Regions from separate parts of the Homo sapiens genome. Here region 1 is linked to region 2. Evidence: read pairs that join two places in POLR2A ChIA-PET (ENCODE). Cell type or tissue: OCI-LY7. All regions are shown on one strand. Each heading gives the region's core, and the rest is flanking DNA. Links, peaks and the distances in the headings are about the cores only.

What was found. ChIA-PET counts read pairs that join two places held together with the same protein. Peaks named below come from ENCODE experiments on the same cell type or tissue, not always from the same donor. Only the 100,000 strongest peaks of a DNase experiment are listed, where the experiment ranks them.
Region 1: POLR2A ChIA-PET joins it to region 2 with 6 read pairs; 1 of 35 experiments calls an interaction of 5 or more read pairs at or near these places.

What each region holds. Positions count from the first base shown.
Region 1 is chr1:18,485,711-18,495,291 of GRCh38, reverse strand. KLHDC7A (kelch domain containing 7A) reads right to left here. Exons shown (of 1, transcript NM_152375.3): 1 at 9,318-9,581. Among named protein-coding and RNA genes, the nearest start is that of KLHDC7A, 9.6 kb to the right of the region's middle. In OCI-LY7, for the core only: no CTCF peak of the experiment used is centred there; a DNase peak (open chromatin) is centred at 3,921; H3K4me3 peaks cover 865 bases; H3K27ac peaks cover 495 bases.
Region 2 is chr1:18,037,397-18,046,977 of GRCh38, reverse strand. LOC105376812 (a long non-coding RNA gene) reads right to left here and starts at 3,224. Exons shown (of 3, transcript XR_947008.3): 1 at 2,423-3,224; 2 at 1,743-2,093. In OCI-LY7, for the core only: a CTCF peak has its summit at 5,100 (motif pointing right); DNase peaks (open chromatin) are centred at 5,647 and 9,137.

The DNA.
Region 1 (9,581 bases), core at 482-8,481, 450 kb before region 2:
TGCGTCAGAGTAAGAAAATGCTAAAAAGAAATCAGTGAGGGTGTACCAAAAGGACAGAGGTGCCAACTGAAAGAGCTCCTCATGGCCCAAACTAGATAATCTGATTAAGGAATTAAACAATGTAGTATTGCAGTATAACTCAAAGTATAAAGAAAATATCTATGATATCTGTATCTATAATATCTATGAGTCTGTACTGATATAAATAGATGATTGAATAAGTAAATAAATAAGGAAGAATAGATGAATCTGCCACAGAGACGAGTTCCAAATAATTTTTGTAGATACTCCCTGCATCAAGGAGGCAGAACATGACACTTCACCCTATAAGCTGCAAACAGTGACTTCCTTCTCTAGGGTAGAGTATGGCAAGGGGAAAAAAGAATAGGTTCACAGCAGAGAAATGTGGCAAACACCACCTCAGCCAGGTGATCAAGGTCCGCATCAACAGTAATAAGTTGTGTTAGTAGCATGCACTCTTAATATCATATGAGGAGAAGGGCACTTTACCTCTGTGGTCTTCCTCCTAAAACCCGTAAGCCCAGTCAAGAAACCCATAACTCCATGAGAAAAACATCAACCAAAACCATGTTGAAAAGACAGTCTACAAAACACTTGACCAGCAGTCCTCAAAACTGTCAAGAACACCAAAAACAAGGAAGCTCTGGAAAACTGAGGAAGGAAATGAGATTTAGCTCTAGGGGTGGGGCTCGGACACTAGACCAAATTGAGGACTAGCTAAAACAGGTCAGGGTGGAAGCAGCTTTCTGTAAGATCCGCCCATCAGTGTGCCTTGTCAGTTTACCATGGCCACCTGGAAGTTACTACCCATTTCCATGGCAACAACCCAACAACCTGGAAGTTGCCACCCTTTTTCCTAGAAATTTTTGCATAAACCACCCCATTTTCTTTTTTGAGGTGGAGTCTTGTTCTATCGCCCAGGCTGGAGTGCAATGGCATGATCTTGGCTCACTGCAACCTCTGCCTCCCGGGTTCAAGCTATCCTCCCACCTCAGCCTCCCAGTAGCTGAGATTACAGGCATGCCCAGCTAATTTTTGTATTTTTAGTAGAGATGGGGTTTTGCCATGTTGCCTAGGCTGGTCTGGAACTCCTGACCTCAAGTAATCCACTTACCTCAGCTGGGATTACAGGCATGAGCCACTGTGCCCTGCCAAACCACTCCATAATTTGCATGTAATTAAAAGTGGGTATACATATGAGCACAGAGTTGCCTCTGAGCTGCTACTCTGGGTGCACTACCTATGGGGTAGCCCTGCTCTGCAGAGAGCATTCCCGCTGCTGCTGCTGCTGTGCACTGCTGCGTCAATAAAAGTTGCTGTTTATCACCATTGGTTCACCCTTGAATTCTTTCCTGGGTGAAGAACCCTCCCAGGATAAGCCCCAACTTGGAGGTTTGCCTGCCCTGTATCAAAACCATCACTACCAAGAAAAGCCTAAGAAGACATGACAACTAGAAGTAATGCAGTGTCTTGGATGGAACACTGGAGTACAAAGGACATCAGATAAAAGGGAAATCTGAATCAAGTATGGACCTTAGTTAATCATAATGTATCAATGCTGGCTCCTTAGTTGTGACAAGTGAACCATCCTAATGCAACATGTTAGCAATAGGGCAGCGGTCCCCAGCCCTTTTGGCACCAGGGACCGGTTTCGGTTTCGTGGAAGACAATTTTTCCATGAACTGGGGTGGCAGGGGATGGTTTCAGGATGAAACTGTTTCACCTCAGATTGCCAGGCATTAGATTACCATAAGGAGCATGCAACTCAGATCCCTTGAATGCACAGTTCACAATAGGGTTCGTTCTCCTATGAGAATCCAGTGTTGCTGCTGATCTGACAAGAGGCAGAGCTCAGGCAGTCATGCTCACTCGCCCATCGCTCACCTCTTGCTATGCGGTCTGGTTCCTAACAGGCCATGAACCAGTACCAGAACCCCAACAGGGGTTGAGGACCCTTGCAACAGGGGAAACTGGGTGTGGGGTATGTGCGATGTATTATCCTTGAAACTTTCCTGTACATTTAAAACTATTGTAAAATAAGATATTTATTGTAAAAATTAAGTAAACAAAATCTGCTGAAGGCTTCTCAGTGGACTAGGAATAAAATTCACCCTTCTTATCTTGGCTGACAACACCTGTGTAACCTGGTCTCCTATCCCCTCTCTGGCCACATTGGCCTTCACTTGGGCTAGGACACAGGGCCTTTGCTCTTGGTGTTCCCTCCCCTAGAGTGCTCTTCCTCTTGTGCCTCTCTCTCTCTCTCATCTTCCCTCCCTCCCTTTCCCCCACCCCACACTTCCTCCCTCTTGGCCAAGTCCTCCTTATTGTTCACATCTCAGCTTAAATGCCACCTGTTTGGGGAAGCCACCTTGAGAAATATCTTAAGTGTACCCCCGCTGTCACTCTCCACCCCAGCATTACATTTGATTCCTGCGCTGAATCTGTGCCAATCTCCCATCATTTTCTGTAATTGTTCACCTGTTTATTTCTCAGCATCCCTAGCACAATGGGCTCAGCCATTCACAACAGTTCCCCTGGCACCTTGCAAGTAGTACTGGTTTAATGAACATCTGATGGATGAAGGGTGGAACCCATGCCTGTCAATTTGACAGGCAGATGTGCTAGCCTTGTCACTCCCTTTGTGGACCTTGCTGCCTCTGGAAACCTTCCCTGATGCCCACTTTGCACCCAAGCCTTGGTCTTTCAATCCTCCATACTCCCATTCATCCCTGTGGTTAAAGCAACGTGATGCTTCTTAAATACAGTCCCTGTCCTGGGTGTCAAACAACCTTGAAGCGATTCTTACTCCATGATCGTAGTTACTTAGTTCCACGTACCCAAAAGTGCCTGTCATTGCATAATTAGGATGCACGATGGAACAAAATCATCCCCATGTTTTATACCTCTATCATTTCCAACCTATATTTTTGTTACAACACCAAAAGTAATTCATGTAGCGAGAGGATGGAGGGAGTACCTGGAGAACAGAGAGGGTGATTTTCCTTTTGTCTTTCCCCATGGCAATAAGGAGGGAGCGCTGGTGACTTAGAGAAGAAAGCTATTCATCATGTCCTCTGGAGAGAGCAGATTCTCTTGCCCTGGAGCATCCTACTGAGCTGGGTGCCGCGTTGTTTGTGGAACTTTCCAGAATGAATGAAAACCAGTATGTCTTTGTGCTTAAGGCACATTTCCAATTTTCTGTGCTGACTGAGCAAAGAACTTCCTCATCCTCGTGAAGGATGCTTTGCAAAGTTAAAGACAACTTTTACTTATGGAGGGAGCGGGAGACAGAGGGGTATCCTTTAATGCGTGCAGAGTTTCAGCCTGGGATGATGGAAAAGGAGATGGATAATGACGGTGGTTGCATGACCATGTGAAAGTCCTTATTGCCACTGAAGTGTGTACACTTAAAAATAGCAAAAGTGGTAAATTTTATCTTATGTATAAGATCCCATTTTTTATTTTTAAAATTATGGGTAATAAGAAACTGGAAATAAAGAAGTCAAAACAATAACAAATTATTTCTGGGAGGAAATGATTTTTACTGTCTTCTTGGGCTTCTCTGGATTTTTCCAGTTGCATATTCTACAATAAATGTTTGTGTATCTTTTGTAATCACATACAACACAAATAGATGCACTGTTGTGAATGCACTTAATGCCACTGAATGGCATGCTTTTAAAAGTGGTTACAATGGTATGTTTTGTGTTATATGTATTATGCCACAATAGTGTTTTTTTAAAAAGACAATCTGTACGAAAGACATTACTTGCCTGGGCTTTTTGAGGTTGATATTGTCCTAATTTGTCACCATCTTCCACCATCCACCCCACTGTGTCATCCAGGGGAGAGAGACCAAATTTAGGAACTGAAAGCAAGTGGTCAAAAGGTACCGGATATGGGTTTAAATGTTTCTGGGTACAACTGAGGAAGCTAAACACTTAACCCCAGGGTGTGGGTGGTGCCTGATACTGGCTCCCTCAAATCTGATTCTATAACAGGAGTTTTTGTTTTGTTTTTAAAAGGATTCACTCAGAACGTATTCTGATTCAAGTTGAGGCCAGGTTAAAGCTGACCCTCATTTTATCTACAAAGTGAAGATTGCTGAATGTGATCATATAAACATGATTGCAGGAGAAAGAATCAAAAATCTTTAGAGGATAAACTGTTTTCAAGAACACAAAGAAACCACATCACTTTGACACTCATTGCAAATAAGATACATTATATCTGTGTAGTGTTTTTAACCTTCTAAAGTATATTCATGGTTTTTATTTATTGTACTACCAAGCAAGTCATGTGGAAGTGGCTTTTCTTTTAAGATAAAAGATCCCAGAGCCCATCTGAATGCCACTTGGAATCGTCTAGGAGCTAGTGGAGGATTGTCGGTGCCAGTGTAGGGCTGTCTGTGGTGTGAAGCCCTCAAGAAGGTAGAGGGGGGCAGGTTTGAGGGGAAAGAAGGGTGCAGCTCCTCTATGGTCTCACAAAGGGAGGAGGAGTAGGTAGGAGCACCAGCCAGGAAGACTGGGGTGATATTATTATAGGGATGTTATCAAGGTAGGTAGTGCTGGTGGAAACTGGGGCTCAGTCCTACCAGGAAATCTGGGAGCCAGTGCAGAACATGAACCTAGGAGTTATCTCACTCCAGGGTTGAGGGAGCTGGGGTATTTACACACCAACTCCTGCCTGTCATTGGTTCGGGGATCCTCTAGGTAGCAACAATCCCCAGGTAATGGCAACAGAACACCTTTCAGCAGCGGGGAGGCTCTTGGGGGCAGAGTGCAGGTGCTCTATCCCAAGATAGTTGGCCGATAGAGTGGCTGTGCTCAATAGGTGTCAGTGATTGCTTTTCAAGGAGCTAATCTCTTGATCTTTTTGTAAAGATGCTCCTCTGAGGTGGCTCAGAGTTTTCTCCCTGTAGACATTGGTTCCTGGGTCATGGAAAAGACCTAGCTGAGGGCTAGCACCAAGCCCCTTGGCCAGGCAGGCACCCAGAGGGTCCCCAGTGCCCTAGTCTGGCTAGACCAGAGCCAGGGCCCTATGGCTGAATAAGGAAGAACCCAGGATTTGGAGTCAGGCAGACCTGGGCGGTGGAGGTGTGGGGTAGGTCTCCCAGCTCTTCTATCTTATAGGCATGTGACCCTGGGAATGAGATTTCACTTTCTTGAACTCTAGTTTCCTCAACTGCAAAGTGATGAGATATCACAGGATTGTTGTGTCACTTACCTATTGTGGTGTTGCAAACCATTCCAAAATTGACTGGCTTAAAACCACAACTATCTATTTCTCTCATGAGCCTGTGGATTGGCAACTGGGGCTGGGTTCAGCTAGGTGGTTCTTCTGCCAGTCTTGGTTAGGTTCTGCCAGTCTTGGTTGGGTTCTTTCAGGTATCTGTGGTTGGTCAGCTGGTGGTCAGTGGCCTCACTCACAGGTTGGGGGTTTGGCTGGCTGTTGACTGGGGTAACTGGTAACTGGCTGTTGACTAGGGTAACTGGTCTATGGGTCTCTCATCATCCCACAGCCTAGGCTGGGCTTGTTCACATGGCGGCAGTCTCGTGATTTCTAAGAGCCACAAGAGAGCACATCCAATGCCCTAGCAATTTTCAAGCCTCTGCTTATGTCAAATTTGTTACTGCCCCACAGTGGCCAAAGCAAGTCACATGACCAGATTCAAGACATGGAAAAATTGATGGGAAAGAGAGAATTTGGCCAGAGACAATATAAGTAAAGCTCTTATTAGTCTTGTGTTTTATAAATGTATTGACAATGATTACATGCCTTATTCCAGTTTTTTAGCAATAAAAAGTAGGTGTTATAATTACTAATAATCATTAAATCAATAGGTAATTTTTGTGCAGGGTCCTGTCTCCACTTCCTCTTCTATATCACGAAGATAATTGCTCTGTCAGACAGTGATGTATTGAGGGAAGAGTGAGGGAAGAACAGTAAAGTATTTGCACAGAGCCTGGTGAGAGGAACTCTATTTATTATGGTATAAAATTTGCGTCTCCTCCCTGCACACAAAAAAGCAATGCAAACTTGATCGCTTTTTCATTTTTGTTTTCACATCTCACATTTCAAAAAACCCCAGGGTCAGAGCTGTTTGTGGAGACTTTCCTCCAGGCTGTCCTTTCTTCTCGCTCCCTGAAGTTACCTCCTCCCTTTGTGTTTCATGCTCTGCCTTCTGCCCCAGCCTAGGGGCTGCTCCTGGCTGAAGCCACAGCTTCAGGAGGATCCGAGGGGCACCCTAGGGCCACAAGGCCCTTTCCAGTAAGGATTACAAAGATGGGAAGTGCCGGCTGCTTCTGTCTGTGGCCTTTAATATTTGCAGCTCAGACACAGCCCAGCATACTCCCAGTTCCCCCAAGTGGTGATTTCTCCCAATCTGTGAAAGAAGGGAGCCCCCTCCATCTCGCATTTTCTCAGGGTTCCCAGGGGCCTCTGAGCAGCTTCTGAAGCTCCACAGCTCCGACTGACACCCCCTGGAAATTGCTTAATGCTTTCAGCCTGAGGAAACTCAAATCAGCCAGTCAGTCAATCCTGAACTACTCTGGAAGAGCAGAGTAGAGTCTCACAGTCTCAAAACCTGGATGGTCTAAAATATGAGTAACTTTTATGTTGAGCATCCCCTGCCCCAGACCTTCTGAGACAAGAATCGGCCGCTGCAGCTTAATTCTCAACCTTCCTCCTCCAGGGCCAGGATGAAAGAGAGCAGGAGGTGGTGGGGGTGGTAAAAGAAAACCTCCTCCTCTGAACTGGCTTAGGGCAGCCCCGCTGCAGGCGACAACTGTTCTTCCAAGACCTACTTTAACAAATTTTTATTTTTATTTTACTTTTATTTATTTTTATTTTTTGAGACAAGGTCTCACTCTGCCACCTAGGCTCGAGTGCAGTGTGGCATGATCTCAGCTCAAGGCAACCTCTGCTTCCCAGGCTCAAGTGATCCTCCCACTTCAGCCTCCCAAGTAGTTGGGACCACAGGCACACACCATCACGCCTGGCTAATTTTTGTATATTTTGTAGAGATGGGATTTTGCCACATTGCCCGGGCTGGTCTTGAACTCCTGGGCTCAAGCAATCCTCCTACCTTGGCCTCCTAAAGTGCTGGGATTACAGGCATGACTGCAAGTAGTACAAGATGTAGTAGTAGCAGTTCCTGGGCCGGGAGCTTTCCCTCTATTATTTTGTTAGTTCTCACAGTATCTTCTTGAGGCTGGCAGTGGCAAACCCATTTTACAGATGCAGGTATTGAGGATTAGAGAATTTAAGAATATGTCCTTTGAGTTCAAAGTTCAAAGATGGAGCACAATTGATTGGTGTGGGTGGAGACAGGGTCGGAGGCAAGGCTGATGCTGGGTCCTGGCCTCCACTGCCTCAGCATAGAGGAGTGGAGAGAGTATTGCATGCAAGGCAGTAAGGCTGGATTCAAGCACTTTTTTTTTTTTTTTAAAATAGAGTCTCACTTTGTCGCCCAAGCTGGAGTGCAGTGGCTCAACCTTGGCTCACTACAACCTCTGCATCCTGGGTTCAAGCGATTCTCTTGCCTTAGCCTCCTGAGTAGCTGGGATTACAGGCGTGCACCAACATGCCCAACTAATTTTTGTATTTTTAGTAGAGACGGGGTTTCACCATATTGGTCAGGCTGGTCTTGAACTCCTGACCTCAAGAGATGCTCCCACCTGGGCCTCCCAAAGTGTTCAGATTACAGGCATAAGCCACTCTGGCTGGCCTTGGATTCAAGCACTTTTAATGAAAACAGAAAAGGTCTTTGGATTTTGCCATGAAGGCAAATTTCATTAAATTCTCTGAGCCTCAGCTTTCTCACCCGTAAAATAGGGTTGTTGTGAGGATCAGTGAGGAGATGCATATAAAAGCACGCAGAGGAGAGCAGGGGCCCAGTGAATGTGGTGCCCCTGGATGGCCCCTCCAGCCAGCCTTGCCTCTCTCGCCGTAGGCTTCCAAGGACAGCTCTGTCCTACAGTCACAGAGGGGCCAGGCCCCAGCCCTAGGCAAATGCTATGGCTTCTGTGGTTGTTTCAACAACTCTACCATTGCAGACGGGACCTAGACTGGCATTCTCTTGTAAATATTGATGAAGGCCCCAGATAGGGAGGAATAAGAAAACAAAGGACGTTTTATTTGTGATAGAAAGAGAACCCAACAGAAAACAAAAATCTACAGGCAGGCCCAACAGGAGGGGAGATGTTTAAATAAACCTTGATACATTCACTCCATGGAATATTGTGCAACTATTGAAATGATGTTTACCTAGGATTTGTAATAACACGGGAAAATGCTTATTATAAAATGCTAAGTGAAAAAAGGAAGAAACGGAATTGTATATTTAGCATAATCGTACCTAAGCAAACATCAAGCCAAACAAAAACTTTGCACAGAAGAAAAAGACCAGAGGGACACACACCACAGTAGGGGGTGTCGTTGAGTGGCAAAATTGGGGAGATTTTTAATACCTTTCTCTATTTTTTTTCTATAATGGGCATGGTTGGTTTAAAGTGGAAAGCGACCCAAATTTAATTTTTTTTTGTTTTTCTGAAGAAGAAAGAATTCCTATTGGAAAAGCAAGAAGCCAAGTGACACAGATGTCACTCTGAGGCTAAGGGCAGGAGGCCAACAGACCCCAGGCTATTAAGTAAAGTCAAGTAGAAATCTGAGACTCTGGCCCCATGAAGTCGTCTCAGCTGCACACCTGAGTATAGGGTCTGCAACATTCTGGTAACGACACTGGCTCTCACTCCTATATGTTGTAAATGTAGGTGTAATTGAGTTTTTTTCCCTTACAACAAAGGCTAAACAGAATAGCTGGGCCCCTGTCCTTCTTCCTACCCCAAGATGGCGCTCCTCGGAAGCAGCCCGGCTCTCCCTGGTGGGCACAGGGAGCAAAGTCCTTCTGGCTGCAAGGCCACCCTTCCGGTTCCCTGGACCAGTCCTGGTCTGTGCATCTCCCAGATTTCCATTCAGGTCCCTGTTCAAATGTCATCCTATCAGGGAGGCCTGATCACATGATTTAAAAGAGCAACCCCTTTCCTCCGGCACTCAGGATCCCATGTCCCTGCCTCAGCTTTCTCCTTAGTGTATATGCAGCCTAGGTACTAGGTTCTATGTATTTCCTTTTAAAAGTGTCCATTTTCCTTTGCTAGAATGTGAGCTCCATTAAGGCAGGGATCTGCTGCATCTCCAGCACCTAGAACACTGCCCAGTCCAAATATTCTGTAAATGTTTATTTCAGGAGTGAATGAATGCATCCTGATCATTTTTTTTTTTTTTTGGTGTGTGTACATATTTAGTTTTATTGTAACAAAGCAACTTGTATACTTTTAATGTTTAAAACAGAGCATCATCTTTCCTTTCCAGTGAAACAAAAAGAAAACTTAAAAATAAACAGGAACAAAATTACAATAGAGAATGTCAATTCCAAATAAGATGCTACGGGTTCCGCTGATGCTCCCATTGAGTGGCAGGACTCAAGCCATCATTAGGAAAGAATTTATTTTTAAAGTGTCATCTTAAACTGCAAGGACGATTGTGCCCTCAGGGTGTCT
Region 2 (9,581 bases), core at 1,159-9,158:
AACCCTTGTTCCATCCATCCATCTGTCTATCTTCCAATTCATCCATAAATCCATCTATCTGTCTATCCACTTAACTACTAAATCACCACTCAACCAAATGCCTATCCAACCATCTGCCTGCCTTCTTACTTTTTCATCAACTATTTATCCATCTATCCATCCATCCATCCATCCATCCATCCATCCATCTATCCATTCATGTTCTATTTCCTCTATGCAAAACCCTGTTCTAGGCACTGAAAATGCAAAAACAATTGGGCAAGACCCTTTCCTTTGAGGAGTCTTCAGCATATTCAAGGGGATCAAGTGCACAAGGTGGAAAGTGCTTCTGCTACCCATGGCTTAGGGGAAGGTCTCACCTAAGATGTACTTCCTCCTGGGAAAATCAAGAAACTATTCCTGGACAAGATAGCATTTCAACTGGAATGACACAGATTGGTTAGTCTCCTGCTCCCAGCCCCAAATTAGCTCAGTTTATAGCACATATATTTCTGGAGCTCTGGGATAGAGACATAGATGAGCCGGTCATGATCTCTGCCCCCAAGATGTTACGGTCTAGTAGGGGAGAGAGATGTAGAAAGAATAAGTAATGCAATCACAGAGGACTGCAAGGCCCTGGGGCAGCAAGTGGAGGGTGTGGTTAACCTTGGTGTCTGCAGATGGCAACCAGGAAGGTGCCAGTTAAGCCTTAGCCCATGTGGCACAGACACACCTCACCTGGAATTTAGGGCATGGCTTGCAGATGTCTGCTTTTACATTCTGGAACCCAGGCCTGGCCAAATCTTGGGTTGAGCAGAAACTGCTGAACTGTAAAGGAGGGGTCGTCTGCTCCTGTTGGCATGACCTGCCATGCTTTTGCCTGTATATTAACTTTGCAAGTCAGCAAATGACCCACTGAGGGTCTTAGTGGAAGGAGCACTGGTTTTAGAGTCTGGCAGAATTTCCTTCCAATTCAGGCTCTGCTCTTTACTGAGAGTGAGACTTGGGAATCTCCACCTCCTCCTCTTCTAAATGAGGGGAACGATGCCTTCATCAAGAGGGGTGGGGCTGTGTGATGAAATGGCCCACGGTGGGAAGGCACTTAGTGAGTGCTCTCGGGCATGTGGCAGGCTCCCGGGCCGGCCAGTGCTAGCGGGTGGCTGGGCTCCTGGAGGCCTGGGGCTGGGCTGTGTGCTGTTCTGTACACAGGTCTGCACCATCCTTCCCTCTCCTCTGCCTGCCTCCACTTGGGTCAGTAGCTCGCTCCTGGGGGAGTCTCAGGGGACCTCATGCATTCACTCTTTGAGTCATTAATTCACATACGAATTGCCAGGACAGTTCTCTCTGCCAGTGACCAGCAGGGCATCTATTTCCAACCTCTCTAACCAATTATATAAAGCACTGAAATTTTCTTAAAGTACCCTCCCTCCCTGAAGTCTTCATCTCCTTCCTCCCCCCTACTTTGCAAGCTGAAATGGAATTATATATATTTTTTGCCATCATCTGCTGTAGACTATGGCTCCCAAAGAATCATGGGTAATTTCAGATGCAAATGTCCTATGCAAATCCAGCTGCTGGTTAAAATTAGGAGGAAGCCCAAGGCAGATGCAGTTGCAGGCTGTAACTGGAATCTCCACCGAGCCTTGATTTAAAATGCAAGTGACGCTGCAGGCTTTCAACACGGAGCTACAAGCTTAGTCCCAGGTCCCAAGGTTCTGTTGCTCCGTGCATGGGGTTTTGTAAAGCAAGTGTGGGTCACTTACCTGGCAGACTGGGAGCGGTTTTTCAGGCTTGTATTCCAACCCAGTGGTTCTCAACCAGGGGTGATTTTTGTCCCCCAGGGGACATTTGGCGATGTCTGAAGACATTTTGGGTGTCAGAACTTGGTAGGTGCAACTGGCATCTGGTAGGTGGACACCAGGGAAACTGCTAAACATCCTACAATGCACAGGCCAGCCCCAACTACAAAGACTCAGCGGGCCCAAAATGTAGACAGTGCAGAGGCCGAGAAACCTTCTTCAAACCTATGCCAACCCATGCCCTGGAAGTTCGCTGGGATCCACGAGAGGAAGAGAAGGTGGAGTCTTCGTTCGTTAATCAGTCATTACATTCACCTTGAAAAGAGAGTTGGATTAGTCCAAGTCCAACACAACGTTCAACTCACCATCCATTAACATCCTGATCTCACACAGCCTCACTCTTGTTTTGCTTTGTTCGATTTTTCTCCTTCTCCCTGATGCTATTGCCTGGCCCCTCCTGACTGCCCCCTCTGTAGCTCCACTCTAAAATCTCTAATATATGTCCTCAGATACGGATGGTGCCTATAAAATATATGGTGTTGTTTATTGTGCGAATGTGTTTTAATTTACATAAATTGTATTGGGCTATAGATCTCATTCTGTTGCTTAATTTTTTCACTTAACACCATGTTTTTAAGATCTACCTGAGTTGCTGTGCATTATCTCATTCGATGTTTCTGACTGCTGCAGAGTTTCTCTAGAGATGTCCGCTGTTCCAGGGGTGGACACTAGATTGCCTCCGATGCCCCACCATGTGGGTGACCCACTGGGACCACGTGAGTGTTTCCCCGGAGTCTCCCCAGGAGTGGGATGGTGGGGTCAGAAGGCGTGCAGTACTTCATTTCCCTGAATACTGACAGGTTTCTTCGAGGACACTGGTACTCAGCACATGGCATTATCCAAATTTCTCATTTTTTTTCCAACCTGATTGGTATGACATTGTTGTTTCCATTTGGGAAAGGAAGATGGAATTTTAAAAAGCATTTTCTAGGACCTAAGAATGAGAAGTCATCTTAAGAGTGAGCTAGTCCTGGGGACCTAAGGCTCCGCCTACTTACAGATGAAGCAGCTGAAGGCCAGAGAGCTCTAGGTGCACAAACTTAGGAAGCCATTCATTCTTCAAATGGTAAATAATTACCCGGAGTCTTCTCTGAGTCAGGGCCCCTGCATTCAGGACAGGGTGGTAAACAATAGAGACATGTTGCCATCCCTTGAGGAGCATATGCATGAGTGGGGAGAGAGCAAACCATTGCAGAAACAACTCATTAAATGCCACTGTGATTAGTGCTACAGAGATGCACAAGATGCTGCATTGGAGTGGGGAGGATGGGGTGCGGTGGGGGATGTCAGAGAGAGTTTCCCCAAGGAAGGGACATTTAGGCTGTGACGTAAGGGATGACAAGAATTCCCCGGGTGATGGGGGAGCGAGTTGTCAGGCTTCTCAGAGCCTTGGTCTCCTATGTATTGATGAGATAACATACATGGGCCATGTAGCTAATGTGAGATAAACATAGTGGCTGGGCACTGTGTTAGGAGCTGAGAGATGAAGCTGATGAGATCAGGAGCCCAGCCCTCGACAAGTGATGAGCTCACAAACAGGGGTTCCATTGCTGGAAGCCATGTACAAAGGTGAGGACACTAGGGAGCTGAGAAGCTGCAGGGATGGGTGGTACAGATGGGTGGGGTGGAATTGGGGAGAGGGGTGATGGGGATGGATGGGACAGTGCAGGTTAAGTGGAAGTGAAGTGGGGTCAGATGTCTCTTTCTGAGGGACCCAAGGCAGTCAGAGAATTCAGACTAGATGCGGGGACCAAGCTTTGAAAGCAACACAGTAAGCATTGAAAGTAGGGAAGGCTCCTCTGCGAGACCCCTTGGCACAAGTCTGGGGATGGGTAAGAGGTGCCAGGTTTGGTGACTGCAGAATTGAGAGTGAAGAGGACTTCTGCGTCGGAGCTTCCTGTGCTTATGTAGGTCCTCCTTCCCCTATTTCACTGGGGACTTCCCTGTGAAACAAGAGCTGGAGCTTTCTCCTCAGCCTGGGAGCTCTCAGTACCTAGGAGGTCATGGGCTCTGTCCTCCACCACCTCATCAGGCCATCAGGTCCTAATGTCTGGGTTCTCCCTGCAGCCCTGTGCTCATCAACCTGGGAGTTCCCTTAAGGTGGCACCTTCCTTCCCTGGGTTTACAAAGAGCTGGGCGTCTGCTGCTGTGCCAGGAGGGCATCACTGCCCCAGTGATTCTGCTGAGTATCTGGTGGGCGGTGTCCTTATCCAGGCAGCTTTGTAGCAGCTTTGAAGGGGCTGACAGAGGTTACTGTTCTGTACCCTCCTCTTTACCCTGCCTGCCACAATTTATAAACGTGCCTCTTTTCTAGAACTACACTGACCCCAGAACCTCAACAATTCCCCATCTTAATCTTTTTCCTGGGCACGAAGATGCCCTCTGAGGCCTTGGGGCACATGAAACATCCTTTTCCCCTCCCTGTTTTGAGAGGGAATCCCTGATGGGCCAGGCGCGGTGGCTCACGCCTGTAATCCCAGCACTTTGGGAGGCCGAGGCAGATGGATCACTAGGTCAGGAGATCAAGACCATCCTGGGTAACATGGTGAACGCAGTTTCTACTAAAAATATAAAAAAAAAATTAGCAGGGCTTGGTGGCGGGCGCCTGTAGTCCCAGCTACTCAGGAGGCTGAGGCAGGAGAATGGCGTGAACCCGGGAGGCAAAGGTTGCAGTGAGCCGAGATCACGCCATTGCACTCCAGCCTGGGCGACAGAGCGAGACTCTGTCTAAAAAAAAAAAAAAAAAAAAAAAAAGAGGGAACCCCTGATGGCCCAGCCTCTGAGAGCAGACCTCATTTTGGAGAGCCCAGGAGCAGCAGCCCTGACGGGCTTCATCCCCCCTTCCCCAACCTGATCCGATTTTCTCCTTCAGGCTTAGATGAACAGGGTGGGACGCCCTGCCTCTGGGACCCATTGGCGTCTCTGTCCCTTCCCACCCCCGCGGGGGCCCCTGCCTCCGCCTGCACAGGGTACTGTCTTCCCAGCTCTGGTCTGCGCTCTATCTGCATACTTATCAGTCCAGGAGCCTGAGGCCAGTAGACTTCAAAGACTATATAAAATGTGTTTGTGATTGTGTGTGTGTGTTTTTAATATCAGCAAACTGTATTTTCAGGGAGAGAAGGCCAGAGCCACAGAAAGAAAAAACAAAAAAAACACCCAGGAAAAAGATTGTGGTTGTGAGGGAGGGGGGACTTACTGCTGAGAGTGGGAGCCAGGTGGCTGGTTTTGAAGCAAGCCTGGGTACATTCAGTGCACCAGGAGGTGGCGGTGTCCAGGCCCCTCTCTATTCCCAGATGAAAGGCAGGGAAGGATGGAAATTCCAAGCTTGCAGCAGGGACTGCCCTTGGAGCCAAAATTCACCTCCAATTTCTTAAGGGCTCTGGGTTAAGATCACAGGCCGTGAAATCCAACAGCCAAGAGCCCTGGTGACTAGCTGTTTAAAACGTGACTGGTAACGGAGCCCAACCTCAGGGTTGTTGGGGGAATTTACTGGGATGACAGCTGGGAAGAGTTTGGTGAGTGATAGGCTATTTTTGGAGAATGCAAGCTGAATGAGGGTTTCCTCGTGTCACCTTGATTCCCCAAGACAGGGAGGGACGGCCTAATCAGAGGCATCAGTCCCTGACTTATCTCCAAGATGGGCTCTTAGTGAGGGGTTTTAGACACCAGGCTTGGGGTCTTTGGCTCAGCTCAGTGGCAGAAGACCATTCAACTCAATACCAACTTGGCTAGAACCAACCCTAGGAGGCTAGATGCCCCACTGCAGGCTGTACACTAGGAAAAGGAAGTGAAACTTTACGAGGACAGACTGTACAGGGGGAGGCTTACCACGACGAGGACAGACTGTACAGGGGGAGGCTTACCACGCACCATCTCACTGCACCCTCACCATTATCCTGAGGGGCAGGCAGACCTTGTGGTTCCTGTTTTTCTAGATGAGGTGACCCAGGCTCAAGAGACGGTTCCCAGGATACAATGGGAGCTCCAAGCACCCGCCCCTCCAACTTTCCTACCAGCTCCCTTCTCTGCCTTCTCCAAGTCCTGCCCCTCCTTCAAGTGTATTCCAGTGTGGAGTTGTTCAAACCTCCAAAGGCAGCAGGGGAGATGTTCAGGCTGAGGAATGTGGGAATGCTGAAAGAGCACGACAAAAACCAAGCAGGGCTCCACCATCACCCGATGCTGGGGCCTGCAGTGGCTGTGAGTGACGGTTGACGACCCACTGCAAAGGCTTTATCTCTGATAAGGCTCTTTCTGAGCTCCTCCATGACCAGGGAAAAGGGAATTACCTTTTTGGTGTCCTGAAGAGGTAAAGAAAAATCTGCTTGGCCTCTCTCTTTTAGGTGTGAGGTTTGATTCTGTGCAAAAGACAGCAGGAGCTCCATGGCCAGCTGATACTTACCTTTTTGTGGGGGATGAAGGTAATGTGATTTAGAAGCCAAACATGGACCAAAGCTACCTGCCCCTACCCACAGCTGCTTACAGGTATTTGCAGGACCAGGCCAGGCATGAGTGGAGGGGGCACTGCATCGATCAGTGGCCAGGCTTCCACGTGGACTGGAGCTGGAGAGAGGGGACCTGTGGCTCAGAGGCCAGAGGCCTGGTTAAAGGAATATTATTAATCCCATAGACAATGAACAACCATCAAAGGATCAAAGGTCTTTGAGCACTTATGTGGCATTTTTAAAAAGTAGAATGTAGGAACTTTTACTAGAACGACTGGATAAGGTTGCCAGATTGGGCAAATAAATGTACAGGATGAATAATTTTTTAGTACATGTTATGTAGCATGTGATATTTGTGCATGCAATACTTGGAACATGCTTATAAAATTATTTACCATTTAATCTGAAATTCAAACCTAATTGGGCATCCTGTTTGTGTGTTTATCTGACAATTCTAACTAGAAAGGAAAAAGAAGACAGAGAAAGGGGAATTAGAGAGTTAATGTTTTTTGGCTGGGAGAGGTGGCTCACGCCTATAATCCCAGCACTTTGGGAGGCCAAGGCAGATGGAATCTCTTGAGGCCAGGAGTTCGAGACCAGCCTAGCCAACATGGTGAAAACCCATCTCTACTAAAAATACAAAAATTAGCTGGGCATGGTGGTGTACACCTATAATCCCAGCTACTTGGGTGGCTGAAGCATGAGAATCGCTTGAACCCGGGAGCCAGAGATTGCAATGAGCCAAGACCATGCCACCGCTCTCCAGCCTGGGAGCAAGACTGTCTCAAAAAAAGACAAAGCAAGACTCTGTCTCAAAAAAAAAAAAGTATATAGTTTTGTTTTGTGTTTTTTTTTTTTTTTGGTATTTTATTCAGTATTTTATTAATTTTATTTTATTTTCTGGAATTTGCATTAAACATGATATTGCCTCTTGAATTATTGTTATAACTATATCTATCCATCCTGTCCCTCCATCTTTCCTACCAGCCCCCTTCTCTGCTTTCTCCAAGTCCTGCCCCTCCTTCAAGTGTATTCCAGCCTGGGCTTGTCCAAACCTCCCAAGGCAGCAGGGGCGGCATTCAGGCTGAGGAACACACATATGCTCTCTGTCTCCCTATTTCTCTCTCTTTCTGTCTCTCTTAGTCTCTCTCTCTCTCACACGCACACACAAAAATCATGGATTCTTATGTCTGGTCATTCAACAAATATGTGTCAAGTATCTATTATGTACCAAGCACTTTGCTAAGAACTAGAAATAGTCTAGAAATGAATTCAAGAGAATATCTGGAAATAGGCTTGTCTTTGTATTTCTGTAGTGCAGCTCCATCTCTCTCTCTATTTACCTTTGCAAAATATGCACATATTTATGCATTTATTATATGTGCATGTATACTTATGTATGCATACAAATATGTACATTATGCATCATGGAGCTCGCTAGGGGTGGGTGGCATGGGGTGCCCAGTTCCAAATGGCTGGCCACTGGTATTCTAAACCAGCCATTGCACCAGCACTTCTCTGTTACCTGCAGATCATCACATGCATTCACATATATGGCCTCACTTAATTTTCAGAGACCCTGCACTAAACAATGAGACAGACTCAAAGGGGCTATGAGACTTGCTTAAGGTCACACTGCTAGGAGATAGAAGAGCCTGAATATGAACCAGGTCCTGGGTCTGGAATATAATGGGCACCCAAAAAATGCCTGGCAGCTGACCAGCATATCAGGACTCACAGATTCCCAAGGTCATTGTGTTTCTGCTGTGTTGCATAACCCCAGGTGGCTGTCTCTGTATTTCTTCCTTGATGTCCTCCCTTGACTGCCTTCATCACCATGTTTTATCAAGATATAGTTTGAATTTTTTAAAAGAGCAGACCTTCTCCTTGGATGATGCTGACTGGCATTGCTCCTTCATCCAGGGCTGTAGTTTTGCTACAGTGGGTGTCTGAAGTAGGATTTGGATGTGCAGCAGCGAAGAGAGGCTGGATCTGCTAGGCGAAGCCTAATGCTTCTGGGGCCCAGAGCAAGATAAATAAATCCAGGGAAATGGATCATCCAGGCGAGGAGCTTCTAGTTCCCAGTTCTTGGGAGAGACAGAGAGGGATGATCCATTTGAAGAGGAGAGTGGAAGACATCCCTGAACAGCCAATTAAACCACTTTTAATGGTTTTGAAGAATATATGTTCAAGTTCCAAACCAATCTCAAGACTTAGTGAAGCAGAGATAACTGGGGCTTTGGCCGTGCAAGATAAACTAGCAAAATCTGAAATGCAGGCAATCCTGTTTTACATTAAGGCAAGTGAAAATCAGCATGAATTCAGGTCCTTCTCTCATTGCTGTTTGATGCATGGTTACCCACGAGAAAATGCTCCAGCATTCAGGAGACAGCCTGGTGCAGAGAAGATACCGAATGAATGAATGAATGAATGAATGAATGAATGGGTGAATGAATGAACTGTTTGCTCTGAGGCTCTGATCATTACAGCCAGAGGACAGAGCATAAGCTGCTTAGGGGATCCAATAAGGAAAGTGGATATTTGGGATTAAAGAGGGAGATGTGGACAGTACTTCGATTTATTCATCGATTTGTAAAATGCAATATTAAGCAATTAATTTCACAAGTGCTTATTTAACTTGTGTAAACTGGGATTATGCCAGAAGGGAAAGTTTTTGCATATCAGGAAGATATCTGGCCCAAGGTACAGGTTACCAGGCACAGAAAGGTGTCACTCTTATTTCAGAAACAGCCAAGCATGGAATCCATCTGTGGGTGGAGTCACCTCCCTTAGGAGGAGCTTGTGGTCAAGGCAGGTGCACCTGCCACACCTTTTTCCTGTATCTGCAGCTCTAATGATTTCCTATCTTCCCTATGTTCATTCTGTGTGGTTTCATGGCTCAGCCCCAGGTGTCAAGAGTTCAGCTGCCTTGGTTCAAATTCTGACACTACCACTTCCTTGGACAGACTATTTAACCTTTCTGAGCATCTGCCTTCTCATCTACAAAATGGGCACAAGCATAGTAAACACTTCCTACGGTTAATGGAAGAATTAGACGAGGCGAGGCGTATAAAGTGATACTCGCCACCTTGGCTGTATATTAGAGTTACCTGGAGAGCATGAAAAAAAATGCCAGGGTCCGGTTTTCACCCTAAACCAATTAAAGCAAAACATTTGGGGAGCAGGACTCAGGTGTCAGGATCTTTTCTATCTCCTGATGTAGCTGCATTTGCAGCTGAGGTGTGTACCACCCTTGTAAAGTTCTTAGCAGAGTGTCTGGTATCTAGTAAGCACTTAATAA